2 separate regions of the Homo sapiens genome follow, and region 2 is linked to region 1. Evidence: chromatin loops called from intact Hi-C (ENCODE). Cell type or tissue: sigmoid colon. All regions are shown on one strand. Links, peaks and the distances in the headings refer to the core of each region. The heading gives the core; the rest is flanking DNA. Region 1 overlaps NHS (NHS actin remodeling regulator). Region 2 overlaps NHS (NHS actin remodeling regulator).

Evidence for each region. Peaks named below come from ENCODE experiments on the same cell type or tissue, not always from the same donor. Only the 100,000 strongest peaks of a DNase experiment are listed, where the experiment ranks them.
Region 2: a loop joins it to region 1, with 1.8 times the contacts of the local background. A loop is called at or near these places in 1 of 110 quality-filtered maps.

What each region holds. Positions count from the first base shown.
Region 1 is chrX:17,456,931-17,461,325 of GRCh38, reverse strand. The region is part of intron 1 of NHS (NHS actin remodeling regulator); the gene reads right to left. Among named protein-coding and RNA genes, the nearest start is that of MIR4768, 33 kb to the right of the region's middle. In sigmoid colon, for the core only: no CTCF peak of the experiment used is centred there; a DNase peak (open chromatin) is centred at 2,125; H3K27ac peaks cover 281 bases.
Region 2 is chrX:17,516,949-17,521,343 of GRCh38, reverse strand. The region is part of intron 1 of NHS (NHS actin remodeling regulator); the gene reads right to left. Among named protein-coding and RNA genes, the nearest start is that of NHS-AS1, 40 kb to the left of the region's middle. In sigmoid colon, for the core only: no CTCF peak of the experiment used is centred there; a DNase peak (open chromatin) is centred at 1,783; H3K27ac peaks cover 340 bases.

The DNA.
Region 1 (4,395 bases), core at 233-4,232:
AATTTGGGATTGATTAGGCCAAGGAGATGGAACTAGCTCAATGTTACCTCCCCTGAAAAGCTTTCCTTGGCTCTTCTCACTACCATCATTGTCTTGTTGACTTTCGATACCTGGCGTGTGCATTTAGGCTTTGGATCACATGGAATTCTGTGTGGCCCTAGAGAATCCACTTGATCACGTGGATCTGAGTCTTCTCTACCAAATAAAATGCTACATTCCTTGAAGGTACAAAACCTGTCTCAGTCCATCACAGTACCTAGCAAAGTTCCACGCACAAAGTAGGTATTCAATAAATTCAGTGGTCATTATATCAAAGAAACTCTCCAAGTTAGAAGTGAATACATATTTTGTACCTATGGAGAGGCAACATAGCAAGAGAGCCCAAGAGCACAGATTCTGAGGTCAGACTCCCTGGGCTTGAATCGTTACCCCTCAACTTCCTAACTGTGCCTCAGTTTCCTCATCTGTAATTGCTGATAACAGAAGCAACTACCTCATGGGGTTCTTATAAGAATGAATTGAGGTTATAAATGTAAAGCACCCTATCTATATAACAGAATGCCATTTGGCAATCAAAAGGAACAAACAGAAACATTACTCTCAGTGAAAGAAGCCAGTCACAAAAGATCACATATTATATGATTCAATTTACATCAGCTGTCCAGAAAAGACAAATTAATAGGGAGAGCAAGTAAATTAATGGTTGTCTGGGGCTGGGGGTGTGATTTGGAATTAACTGTAAATGGGCATAAGAGGTGACAGAATCAGATTGTGAAGATGGTAGCATTTCTCTGTAAATTCACTAAAAAAAAAAAATCATTGAATGGTGCATTTAAAATAGGTGAGCTTTCACCAGATCTGATGATTTTAAAAGTGGCGGTTTCCCCTGTGTACACTCTCTTGCCTGCAGCAATGTAACATGTGCTTTGCTTTCCCTTCACCTTCCACCATGATTTTAAGTTTCCTGGGGTCTCCTCAGCAGTGTGGAACTGTGATTCAATTAAACCTCTTTTGTTTATAAATTAAAAATAAATAAATAAATAAAATAAAATAGGTGAGCTTTATGGCATGTAAATTATATCTTAATAAAGCTGCTCTGAAAAATGTAAAGGCTTAGAGAACAGTGCCTGACCTAAAACAGGCACTAGGTAATTGTTTATGAAAAATAAATAAATAAACATTGTACTTGGGAAAATGTGGGTATAACAGTGTTCCCTGGATGCTGAACCATCTTCATCTTTCTAACCTCTTGTTCACCCAACCTCCCCCCAACAGGGATCTAAAGCTGGGGATCCTCTTCCTATGAGCCCAGGATGCTGCTAAACCCAGCCATATGTGTCTCCTTGGCTGCTACTGTCCCTCCCACTGCCAAAACTCTATGCAGTGTATTAAATGCCTCTTGTTTATAAAGCTCATGATGCCAAGCTATATTTTATTATATTGAGCCAACTGCTCTTATGCAAGTTTTCTCTTTTGGAAGGGGGTGTTGGGAGGAGGGAATGATCACACTATTGAGGAAGGGAGATTCCTTAAAACCATGACTCCAAAAGCAGCTGCTGATTACTCACAAAAACCCACACATCCTTGTCCTTAACAAATGTTATGCCACAGGGTAGCTTTAGCCCTGATCAAAACACGGACAACAATAGCCTCTTGGTCAGAAAGGAAAAAGGAGATAGAGAGGGAAGGAAGAGTTAAAGAAAGAGAAAAGGAGAATAAGATGAGAAAGAAAAAACAGTTTGAAATAGATTTACAGCAAGGCTCTGCCACATATGCAGGAATAGGGAGGGCTTAATTTGTAATAAGTCCCTGGAACAGAAAAGAGTCCCAAGCATACAATTCTTGTAAACTTGTGGCTTTAGCATCTTGCCCCAAACCATCTGCACAGAGTTCTCAGCCCTTCTGTGAAATCATCACTCCACCCTGTTTTATCTTCTGGCCTTCATTACGAACTGGCCCATTCACTTGGTTCCCATCAGGTTTCATGCTCAGTTGCTCACCATTTCCCACATTGATGCTGATGGAGTCTATCTTCCCAGCCATTTAAACACATCCATCCAAATTTTCTGAGAGGGAAGGAAATACGACTCCACCTCCTCACAGTCTCCGCAGACTTGGCAAAATGGATGCTTGGAGTCATGCCCAGACCTAGTAAGACCAACCCACTTTCCCTGTTCATACAGTAATTTATGTATGCAATCAAGCAAAAATTATTTATTGAGCAATCACACATGACAGAACCTGGCTTCCCTATCCTTAGCAGTGCTTCTCAAACTGGAGCATGCATGGGGACCTCCCGGAGAAATGCTAAAACACAAATTCCTGGGTCCCACCCCCAGAGCTACTAGTGCAGTAGGTCTGGGGGTAGAGTCCAGAGTCAGCAGTTCTAACAAGCTCCCAAGTGATGCTAATGCTTCTGGTCCATGGACCAAACTTAGAGTAGCACTGCTCCTGGGGTTACAAAGGTGAATAATAGGTGGAGTTTGCCTGAAGTAACTATAATCAATTACTGGACCCAAAGAATGCATGCACAGGCCAGGTGCGGTGGCTCACGCCTGTAATCCCAGTACTTTTGGAGGCCAGGGCAGGCAGATCACCTGAGGTCAGGAGTTCGAGACCAGCCTGGCTAACATGGCGAAACCCCAACTCTAATAAAAATATAAAAATAAGCTGGGCATGGTGGCAGGCACCTGTAATCCCAGCTACTCGGGAAGCTGAGGCAGGAGAATTGCTTGAACCCGGGAGGCAGAAGTTGCAGTGAGCCGATATCAAGCCACTGCTCTCCAAACTGGGCAACAGAGTGAGACTCCCTCTCGCGCCTGTAATCCCAGCACTTTGGGAGGCCGAGGCAGGTAGATGACTTGAGGTCAGGAGTTCAAGACCAGCCTAGCCAACATGGTGAAATCCCATCTCTACTAAAAATAAAAAAATTAGCCAGGTGTGGTAGTGTGCGCCTGTGGTCTCAGCTACTCAGCAGGCTGAGGCATGAGAATCACTTGAACCCCAGGGGGCGGAGGCTGCAGTGAGCCGAGATCTCGCCACTGCACTCCAGCCTGGGACACAGAGCAAGACACTGTCAAGAAACAAACAAACAAACAAACAAAGAAAAAGAATGCATGCACACACAAACACATGAAAAACAAAACTTTAACACCAGGTAACACATGATGAGCCTTAGGAGAGACCCAGACAGCAAGTGAGAGAAATTGAGAGAAAAGGTTGGGCTGTATGCATATATCTCCATACATGAGTTCTTCATGGGCAAAAAAACCACATTGTATTCATTTTTCTACTTCTAACACCTGGCACATAGTAGAGGCTCAATAGAATATTTATTAAATAAAAGAACAAATATAAATATAGGCATTTGTTCATTAAATTTATGTACCAAAGTTTCATGTCTTGGTTGTGCATTTCTCTGCCTTATCAAAAATCAATGAGTCAACAAGCACTGAAAGAGCACAAGGACTGTGTCAGGCCTGGAATACATTCTGTGCTGGATCCCACAATGAACATAATATACATGGTTTCTACCCTCATAAAGCTGAGAGTCTGAGGCTTCACTGTATATGATGCTCTCCATACTTTAAATCTTAAGCCCACTGGGTCCTTTTCTGAGATCTGCCTTGAATATCGCAGTCTCCAGCTCTAAATCCTGGTCTGCTGGCTATGGATTTTGGGGTAAGTTACTTAACCTCTGCTATGGTTTGGATATTTGTTTCCTCCAAAGCTCATGTTGAAATTTAATCTCCAATGTTGGAGGTGGGGCCCGGTGGGAGATGTTTGGGTTGTGAGAGTGGATCCCTCATGCATGCTTTGGTGCCCAGGAGTGAGTTCTTACTCTATTAGTTCCCATAGGAACTGATGGCTAAAAAGAGCCTGGCCCCTCCCTCCACCCCCTCTCTTTCTTCCTCTCTTGATATGTGATGCCAGGTGACTCCCTTCACCTTCCACTACGAGTAGAAGCTTACCGAGGTGCTCACCAGAAGCAAATGCTGGTGCTATGCTTCCTGCACAGCCTACAGGACTGTGAGTCAAATAAACCTCTTCTCTTTATAAATTACCCACCCTCAGGTTATCCTTTATAGAAACACAAATGGACTAAGACGACCTCTCTGTTCTTCTGTTTCCTCATCTCTAAAATGGAAATAATAGGATAACTGCCATCACAAGGCTAGAATCAAGACTGAGCTCATTGACATAATAAACTTAAAACAGCACTTGATACACAGAAAGGGGTTGTTAAATGTTCACTGTTAATTTTTGTTTGCATTATTATTATCAACACTATCTTCATCATCATTATCATTAAAAGCTGACCCCCTCAAGGGCAAGATACATCTCAGCTTATGGAGTTTGAGATAAACAAAACAGCCTTCTGGGCCTCAAAAATCC
Region 2 (4,395 bases), core at 68-4,067, 60 kb before region 1:
ACTCACTGGAGATTTTCCTCAGTAGCAAAAGCATAGAGAAATGGGAGACCCAGCTTAATTCTGCAAGGTCTCATTGGTCACACATTACAAGAGACATCTCAAACAGATCTGCCACCCTGCCCCTGCCATCCCTCCAACTAGACTTTCTGGAACAGAACATTTCTATTCCCACCATGGATATAACATTTCTGAGCACACAGGCCCCTAGCTTTGTGCTCCTTAGAGAGGGCCAAATTGGGCTCCTTCATGTAACTGGGTTGCAGAGAGTCAACGCAGCAAGGAAAGAACCTATAACTCTTTAAAATTCTCAAGAGCAATGCTTCTTAGACTGTACTGTGCGTGCGAGCCAGCCATCCTGGGCCCTGGCTGAAATGCAGATTCTGACTCAGTGGGTCTGGGGTGGGGTTGAGGGTCTTTGTTTCTAATGAGCTCCCTGACGATGCGATGCTGCTGGCTCCATGGATCCCACTTTGAGAAAGCAGGCTCTAAAATACACCTGTAAATAAAGAGAGTGGTGGCAGGGTATGCATCCCAGTTCAAATAAATGAAAACACCCTCTACTTACAGCCTCTTCTCCATCTTGAAATTACACTTGCAATTAAGAAAGAGGGTTCATGCTTGCACAATTTCACCCAAATAATGACGGCAATATTTAGAATGGATGGAAATGTGTTTCTACTTCCCAATCATGCTTAGGGAAATTCCATTTAAAAATTGCTAATTTTCTTCTCTCCAGTCTCTCCCTCTCTTCCCTTACAATCCCTCTTAACATGACAATAAGCATGATGCCCTTCAGACAGCATGTTAACCCAGCTGGATGTCCACAACTGGAGAAGCAATTCCTAAAAGGGGTAAAATGTTTCAGATCCAGCAATTCTGCTTTCTGTCCAAACAGAATGTGAGCAATCCATGCTATCCTCCGAGCCAGTCCCAAATCCCTACAGAGCTTGCTTTCTTGGCAGTCAGCAAGACTATCACTGTCTGTGCTTTCATTATCCACTCTTAGATCTTAATCATTCAGAGACATTCCTATTTTCCATGTTTGCAGGAGAAAGAAAACAAAAATGAAAAAGTGCCTTTCTCATCAAAGCCCCCCCAGAATTGGAATTTACAGAAATAGCATGTTATTGGTTATCTCGCCTAATCCTTTAGGGAACCTTGCAAAATTATTCCCTAGGGTGGATTCAATGGGTGCAGCCAAGTTTTAAATGTCCACAAAGATGAGGTTTCCCATAAATTCACAAATGTCAAATGGAACTAACTCTGATGTGTGTGTCATATGCAAAGAATTAGGAATGATCAAGAACTAGTTCCTGGAAACAGAAATGTAAGTCTTGACATTTGCTCATTAAATCATTAAAAACTCCATAAGCACAAATGGGGGTGGGGGTGGGGAGTGGGAAATGCCTTATGTTGGGAATTGAGAGATTAAGAGGCAAAGAACTTGCTAAATCAGAATTAAAAGACTGAAGAGCCCTACATCCTTATTTTAAATGAAATGAGGATGATGATGACGATGATGATGATGGGAGGTACACCAGTGATCATCTCTCTTCCTTCCCCTAAGTCCCTCAGGATGGTGGTCCCGGTGGGTTATCCTAAACCACAAAGAAATACGACTATAGCTAGAAGCAAGTGGTCAAGTGGTATTAGAGCTCTTTTAATCTGATAGCCACCCTGCCCCTTCCTGGCACTTCCCATGTTTCATGTTTTATTTCAAAGTGAAACCCAAACACACTCCGGAACATCCGGGCGGATGGTGTGCGTGTGCAAGTGCTCCTGGGTCTCAGTCCAGCTGGCCCAAGCCTCCTTGTTGTGTAAGGCCCTGGGAAGACAGCAACATGCTGTCCCCCTTACTTCTCAACAGCTTGCTCATTCATATTGGAAACTAAAATGGGCCGCAAAACAATGGAAAGACACATTTCAAAATTGTTACATTTCTTTCTTTTTTACTTTTTGGTTTCATCATAAACACTTCCCCCAAAATAAGCCTTCCATACTGGAGATGAAAGAATGAGTGGTGAGGGTTCCAGAAAGTCCAGAGGATTTTTTCTGCTGTGAGGTCTCGAGATGTCAAGGAAAGCCAAAAGCTGCATTCATTCCCATTGCTTAGACCATTGCTAAATGTAATCATGTTTAATAGCACAGTATGGCTTTTACAACCATTTCTTCAACGGCCAATCTAGTAGAACAGCTGGTTTTTCCAGGAGGCATTCGTGCAGCACAGGAAGCTGCAGCATGATGACAGTAACAACAATTATTATACATATTGAACACTTACTAGAACCTAAGCACAACACTTAGTGCTTTATTCACCCTCCTCTAATTATCACAACAAAAGCCTATGACATAGAGACAGATGAGAAAACCAAGCAACAGAGAAATACAGTAACTTGGGCAAAAGCAACACAGCTGAGAAATGGGAAAGTCAAGTTATGAACCCAGGTCTCAGCTGGCTGGGAAGCTGGTGCTTTTAACCAGAGGTTCTCAGAGTTTGCGTTAGAATCATCCAAGCCCAAGCTGCACTCAAGATCAACTATATCAGAATCTCAGAGAGTAGGACCCAGTCATCAGTATTTTCTCAAGCTCCCCAGGTGACTCTGGTGTGCAGCCAAATTTGAGAACCATTGTTCCCAGCCACCATGCTTCCTTGCCGCCAGGTAGAAAGGCTGAGCCCATCCTAGATCTTTGTTCAAGTCATCAGTAAATCTGCATGGAGAGCAAACAAGCATCTTTCAGCAGATGGAAGGATTTTGGAAAGGTCAAAGATCAGCAGAGGCCAGCATGACAGGAATTGCTGTTACAGTATGTCCCAAGGGCTCTTGCTTGGTGTGTTCAGGGCAAAAGTGAACTCTGGTAGATCAACTGGAGGGGCGGGGAGAGGCAGGCCATGACAGCTATGAGCTAACTTGGGTTGTGGCCATGCGTTCACTCCTTGTGTAGATGGGAGTTTGTGACTCTCTTTACTACAGCATCTTTTGCTACCGTAGTAGATTGTATTACTGTTTTCATCCTTATCCTTGCAGAAGGTTGACACATCCCCATCTTTGCTCTGTTGAACTCAGAGTTGGCTGGGCCACATGAGTTGCTTTGGCCAATTAAGTGTGAGCAGAAGGGTTGTGTCGCTTCTGAGCATAAACATTAAGATCAAGTGTGTGATTCACCATTTTCTCTTCTTTTATCTGTCACTTGGGCCAGCAGTGTTCTAGGCAGAGACCAATCCCATCAGCCCCAGTCCTGGAGTGAAGGAGACAGGAGAGAGCTGTAGCTGACCTGTATCAGACATTTTTCATGAGCAAGAAAAAAACATCTGCTGTTGTAAACTGGTGAGATTTGGGAGTCATTTGTTACTGGGCTGGTCCTGACTGATACAATCACCCACCCTTGAAATACTCTGATTTCATCTATACTCTAGGGAATATGGATGAGACACACCAGAGCATTTCCTTCTCCATGGAACTCTTCTCAGGAGGGAGGAATGGAGACACCTAATATTAGTTCTCCCCTGATACCTTAAATCATTTCTGAGACTGGAAAGGGCCTAACTAAATGAAATTGAATTAAAATAAATGGATTTTCTCTCTCTTACAAACAAATAGCATTTGAAATTAGACACCTAAATCCTCCTCTTCTTTCTCTCTGGTCCCCTAATTTTCCACCAAAAGAGTGAGGGCCCATTTACAACACAATAAGCCCTCTAACATTCTCCCCAATACTAGTAGTTCCTTAGGAATGAAGATTTTGAGGCAGATAGCAGCCCAACTTGACTTCCCACCCTGAAACCAGGGCCCTGACTGATTCAAAAGGAATAGGAGGCACACAATGCAAATGACACTTTCCTTCCTAAGGCTTGGAAGTAGGTAATACGCTATACTATCTGTAACAGGTGATTCACTATAGCATTGAAGACTTAGAGGAAAATTACAGATCATTTAATCCAGTGATTCTCAACCTGGCTCCAACCTCAGAGGTTCTGATTTAATTGGTCTAGAATTGGATTTGGGCATCAACATTTAACAACAAACTCCTCAGTGACTCTAATGTGCATCCTGGGTTGAAATCTAATCCCAAGTCCCTTTATTACCTCAAAGGCTTAGAGGGATGAAGGTCACATGGCTAGTTAATGGCAAAAGTCAAGACTAAAACCTTTCATCCGTGATCTTCTCACTGCAGTATGTTGCTTCTCAATGATTGTGTTTTTCTAGAAGAACCACTTGCTCCCATGAATTTAATTAAAAGAAAGATGACAATACCAATGGCTAATGTTCCTGTTGGTCTGAGTGTTCAAGGGGCGCCTCTGTGCATTTTATCCAGCAATCAGGGACAGACGTCTTCCACTAGACAGATACCCAAAAGGCACTTGCTCTTCTAGGCTTTAAAGCAGCCCCATATGCT